Linked DNA regions of Homo sapiens: region 1 is linked to region 2. The links are chromatin contacts, found by Hi-C or POLR2A ChIA-PET in ENCODE. All regions are on one chromosome and are shown on one strand. The core of a region is the stretch at or near the end of the contact, and the rest is flanking DNA. Distances in the headings are between cores, read along the strand shown. Region 1 overlaps VTI1A (vesicle transport through interaction with t-SNAREs 1A). Region 2 holds the start of CASP7 (caspase 7).

The links. A loop is a pair of places that touch in the nucleus more often than their neighbours do. ChIA-PET counts read pairs that join two places held with the same protein, here RNA polymerase II (POLR2A). Pooled maps may share reads with other maps.
Region 1: a map with no recorded cell type shows a loop between it and region 2 (8-fold over the local background). The contact joins the enhancer-like site here to the promoter of CASP7 in region 2. A Hi-C loop is called at or near these places in 8 of 37 single-sample maps with no recorded cell type and 11 of 50 pooled maps. POLR2A ChIA-PET finds 5 or more read pairs at or near these places in 2 of 52 experiments (PC-9 and activated CD4-positive, alpha-beta T cell).

The regions. Positions count from the first base shown.
Region 1 is chr10:112,529,500-112,532,369 of GRCh38, reverse strand. All of the region lies in intron 4 of VTI1A (vesicle transport through interaction with t-SNAREs 1A), which reads right to left. Among named protein-coding and RNA genes, the nearest start is that of VTI1A, 84 kb to the right of the region's middle. RefSeq lists an enhancer at 1,065-1,114. Within about 2 kb of position 1,254, at least 2 of the 41 ENCODE cell types and tissues checked have a DNase peak (open chromatin) inside an H3K27ac peak, as active enhancers do.
Region 2 is chr10:113,678,238-113,681,264 of GRCh38, reverse strand. CASP7 (caspase 7) reads right to left here and starts at 1,353. Exons shown (of 7, transcript NM_001227.5): 1 at 1,287-1,353. RefSeq lists an enhancer at 478-767.

The DNA.
Region 1 (2,870 bases), core at 5-2,504, 1.1 Mb after region 2:
TTTTAAACATCCAAATATCTGTAACATCTGTTATAACACTTGACATATGCAGGTCAATAAATTAAACTATTGCTTTGGGAGAAATGTGCCTGAATTGTTCACTATAAGTCTCTGTAAGTATCATGTTTACTATAGCCCGGATATCTCAATGCTTAACGCTGTTTTTGTCCCGAATTCAAGGAAGGCAGTATGCATTCCAGCTTATTCTGTTATTTCATTTGTTATATGAAAAGTATTTTGAGTACCAAAGAATAAGATTTTAAAAACTGTTAAGAATCTTTATAAAAAGGGTACATAAGTTATCATGTAATGTCTCACAGTACATTCAGTGAAAATGAAACCTTTATTATCATCGTTTCAAAATAAGAAGCTTTCTTTATTTTTAATTAACACACTCAGCAACCATCCAGTTACATACAAGTAAATCATCTTTTCATTTCACATGAAAAGTTATAATTCTTCCCCAGAAGAAGCAAAATTTTAAGCTAAAATACCTGGCCTATCATATATCGGAATCTTTCTCTTTGCTATCCCAACATCATGGGAGAAAAAGGCAAACATTAATTCTCAGAAAGAGACGATCTGGGAATTGATCGGCCAGCGATCTTTTCTTTCTGGGGGCACTATTCTTTGGTTGACTATGATACTTAAAGGGCCAAAGTTTAAAACTACTCTTCAGCAATAGAGACCATTTGGGGCATGCCACCCTGCCATAATCAATGAGTGTTTAAAAATGCTACCCATTTGTTTTTTCAATAGGTTCCAAACAAAAAACGTTCTATCTTGTTTGTGCTGCATGGCTGCATTCAAGCTCTACATCGGATTTGTAGCCAAGCTAGGTAATGGGAGGGTTTTTCATCTTTATCTTTTTTCTTTTTTTTTTTTTTCTTTGCTTAGGCCGGGAGTTATTCATTCAAGTAAACAAAAGATGGCCTATTTCTGAAAATTAACAATGCGTAGACTGGACTGTAAGTCGTGATTTCGTATTTTCTCGAGTTACTAGCTCCATCATAGGCAACATGAGAGTGTGCAATGCCACCATGTTGAGTTATGATAATCAACATCTTTTCTGAAACAAAGATTTTTTTTCCCCCAATGCAGAATTTGATACAAGAGGTAATCTGTTCCTTTGTGGGCTGAAAAAATCTGGTTTACGCTGGTTTGAACCAGTGGAATCTCTTGTGGTTAAGCCTTCTGCTGTGACTAAAATCAAAACTGCACTGCAGAGCATGTGAGGGTTCATGCGCGCGCGCGCACGTGCGCACGTGTGTGTGTGTGTGTGTGTGTGTGTGTGTGTGTGTGTGTGAGGTGTGTCACGTGACCCCAGAACTACCGAATTTTTTTTAAAGCTGATAACGCGACTGCTGTCTCTGTTCGCATACAGATAACGAATAAATGCTGAACTCTATTAAACGCCCTTTACACATTATCGTGGGTCGAACACACAATTTTCTGAACTTATGATGACAGTCTATTTATTTTGCTATAAACCCTCAGCACGTAACGAACAGATTTGTGCCTGGTAATGATCTGCTCTGCCAGGGCTATATGAAATGATACCGACCTTCTTTAGATCTTGGGGAATTAAATTGACCGACTTCACCCCCTGGTCTGTAGCTGAAGTTTGACACACTTTATGCACAGCAAGCCCAAATCAGAACTTAAGAGAACCTTGTATTAAGAAATTAAGCAATCATTATCTGCTAAATATTGCTTTGCCACAAAACTTTCCCCACATTTGGAAATAGTCTACTCTTTATATTTTGAATCTTCTATTTAGGATTTATTAAAAGTCACTGATCAATATAATTCTGCATATAGAAACTGAGAGAGTATTAGGGTTCAAAATCAAAGCTTGGAACAGTTTATTTGCCCCATTATCACACTTCACTATGAAAGGCTTTATGATTTTATTCTATAAGTTGTGTTTTTCCTTTTATGAGAATGGTTCTCATGAAATGCAATCAAGTTATGAACTATTAATGTTTCCACTCTAAATACAACATCACTACATTCAAGAACTCAACTCTTTCAAAGAAATAAAATGTTGCCACATGGAATGGTAAATACGGTATTTTCAAAGAATAGAATGATAATGCTTAAGACAGTAATCCTTGGAAAGCTGATAGCCCAAAAGTACTCAAATGTACAAAGTAGGTAATTTTCTTGCCCCTTCTTTGTAAATCAGCATTAGCTATATTTGATTGAATGAAATGAATATGAATCAGAAATGAATGTATACAAAGCATTTAATTTGGAATTAAATGCAAAGGGTATTGTATGAGGGACATTAAAAATGCTTTTGAAAAATTCTTAATTTCTGAATTTTTAACATTTCTAATCATGGCAGAAATGTTTATGTACCTAAGAGTAAATTAACATACTTTATAGTTAATTGGCAGACTATAATTATATGTATTACAGTCAGGTTTCAGATGCCTAAAAAAACTGCATCATAAATTATCAGAATGAGAAATAATAGCTATTGTATTCATATTATCGAATCTTCACAAAGAAGCAACTATAAGGAGGATGTGTATGTTACATTGAAAATACCTAGCCAGTATTTTACCTATATAATCATTGCTATTAATTCCTTATTTTCCTATTTTGATCTATATTTTTAAACTGACAGGTATATCCCAATTGCAATTAAATGAATATTGCTATTTTTATCTCATTTTGTTTATCTCCAAGTTTTATCCATTTATATAGTTAGTATTCCATGGATAAGAAGTTCTGAAAATCAATTTATTAGCAAATAACTTAGAAGTAAACTTATTTGTAGGCAGAAGACCTTTTCTTATATAAATTATAAGCAGCCCTACCTAGAAAAAAACTCTTCCTAGCTACTGAGCTACAAAGATTAG
Region 2 (3,027 bases), core at 104-2,603:
TCAACCTTTGCCGATATTTAAAAACCACATCCATATTTTAAAAAGATTTTGTAGAGACTGAAAAAAAGTTCCTGTAGTGATTATTTCTAAACATGTTGAACAGGAGCCCACATGTTGGGGCAACTGGTACACAGCTGGGTAAGAAGTCACTGCCCAGCTATTGTCTGAACTTTTTACTTTCATGAAGGGGGAAATGGACTGCAGCTGCTTCCCCTGAAAAGTGACATCATACAATTTGTGACTCACTTCTTGCCCAAATAAAAATCTTCCTAAAGGGCACACAGAGAAGACCTGAAAACCTCCCCCTCTTGCCTCTAGCAGCTGGGAGGGGGAAAGGGAGGCTCTGCTGGGCACTCAAGCGCTCCGCTGCGTCACCCAAGGCTCATGGCACTGCTAGACCAGGGCCTTTACTTTGCTATTGCAGAAACTTTAGCTTCTTCAGAGACGTTAAGTAACCTGTCCAAAGCCACACAGTTTACAGGTGGCAGAAGGTGGACTGTGAATCTAGGCAATGGCGGTACCAAGGGTGAAGGTCAGGCCGGCGAGACCCAAAAGGAGGAAATAGCCTGTAAGTTGAGACAACAGGGAGGGCCACGTCAACTAGCCCAGGAGCCCAGAAGTTCAAGAATAAAGATCTGGAAATGATACACCCACAATCACCCACAAGTAATTTTACTGCTCCATAAACCGCAAAGCTGTCACCTGGAGCCTAACACTCCACACGTCTAAATGTCTCCTGCCTGGTTTCCACCTCCTCAAGGTCCCTCTAAGAGCCCTGCAGCAAGGACGCTCAGCTCCAGTGTACTCAGACTTGACAGAGCCACTGCCGCGAAACGCGTACCATAATCAACTCTGTCCATCCCCGCCAACAGTCTGCGGGGATCACCGTGGTTCCCATTTAACAGAGAGAGGGTTGAGGTCCCACCGCCGGCAGGCAAGGGGTGGGGACCGGAACGCAGGCAAAGGAGCCCTCGCTGTTAGCCGCTGTGCCAGATCACGAGCCCTCCTCTCCTAAATCTCGAATAGTACGAGGTGTCCCCTAGCCCCCCGGCTAGGAGGGAAGGGAGGACAAGCTGAGCAAGGCAAGCGATGGAGAGAGCGGAACGGGCCCTCTTCCCAAAGTTTCAGCGCAGGCCGTCGGGGCCACTCAGTCCCACTCAACCAGGCTCCCCTAGACCACGCTGGGGGCGCAGGGGGGAACTAGGAAGCCGGCAGGAAGGAGGGAGGCAAGGCGCGCACGGCCGGCGGGCTGGAGAGGCGCCGGCCGAGGTGGGGGCTGCAGTTACCGTTCCCACGGCGGTAGGGCGGCTGGGACTGGCACAGTCTCTCTCCGTCGCTCCGCAGCAAGGGTCTGGGGCCCCTTTAGCGAAAGCGAAACTAAAAGTCTCGGCGCTGCGGAGGGAGGAGCCGCCCTGGGTAGGGCCGGGCGGGGCTTGCACCGCCCCTGGCTCGGGGTAGTGCGCTCCGCAGGGGTGGAAGAGCCCAAAGCGACCCGTGTCCCCGCACGCATAGTCCCTGGAGGGCGCTCTCTGCAAAGCTGGCCGCGCGCTCTGCCAAGTTGGCCCCTCGCTCTACAAAGTTGAGCCCGCGCGCGGGAGAACGCGCACAGCAAAGTTTGCAGTTTCCCGGGACAGCCGAGCCGCCGCGGGTTGTTCCGGGAAAAAAACAAATCTGCCAAACTGGCCGCGCTCCAAGTGACCCAAAGAGCGCAGATTTCGCGGCGGCGCTCAGTGATGGGGCGCTCGTGTGGTCACCTCCACTTCCCCGCCCCCAGTGTACACCTCGACCTGGGCCTTCACATCAACTCGGAGACCCCTTTCCCATAGCCAGAGGCTCTCCCCTAGCGAAACCTGGATCCCAGCTGGAACTGCTGGCGTCCCCCTGGGGGACTCCACGCCTACATTAGCATGCGTACCCCACAAGGCTGATCCGCTTCGGGCCCGCTGTGGCATCCACTGTGGTCTCCTAGACGTTGCTTTGCGGGGGGCGCCCTCCTGCGCGCGTGGGCGTAGGACGCTCCCTCAGCTTTGAAGGAAGTACCCACCCAGCAGCCCAGCTTGCTGGTGGAGATGCTGCTCCTGGATCTTTCGGGAAATATTTGTTGTGCGCCCCCGTGTGTCAGGGACTGGGTATGCGGCCGGGAGTCAGTCAAACACGGGAGAGACTGAGCACTTCCACGGATTCTAGTTCACCCCAACCCCACAGCATACGCACACACACACACACACACACACACACACACGGACACACGGATTCCAGTTCACCCTGACCCCACAAAACACACACACACACACACGGATTCCAGTTATCCAGTTCACCCTGACCAAACACACACACACACGGATTCCCGTTCACCCTGACCCCACAAAAGACATACACAGGCATTCCAGTTCACCCTGACCCCACAAAAGACATACACAGGCATTCCAGTTCACCCTGACCCCACAACACACACACACACGCATTCCAGTTTACCCTGACCCCACAACACACACACACACGGATTCAAGTTCACCCCGACCCAACACACCCACACACAAACACACAGATTCTAGTTCATGAAACCCACCACACACACGGATTCATACACACACACGCACCTAGTTCACCCTGACCCCACAACACACACACACACACACACACACACACACACACACACACGTCTTTCTTCACCCTGGCTCAGGGAAGCAACTAAACTCAATCACACTGAGGTGTAAAATATCTGAGAAGAAATTGTAGTTTTATTCATATCAGAGACACAGTATTTACTTTTAGGAACCACCAAATCCTTGCGTGAATGGAGTACATGCTTAGTGGTCGGATACCAGGCAAGAACGCCATCTTCTCTTTCTGTTTGCTTGCTTTCCCGTGGGCCTGAGACTTCAGTATTTGTCGCTCAAATCTCTCCAGGTGAGGATGCTTCCTTGGTTTGAAAAAAAAAGACTGACCCCTGGCAAGTGTAAGGGAATAATTATAATTGATTAACTTACGGGAAAATCCTGAATCCCTGAATATTTTTAACCAGCA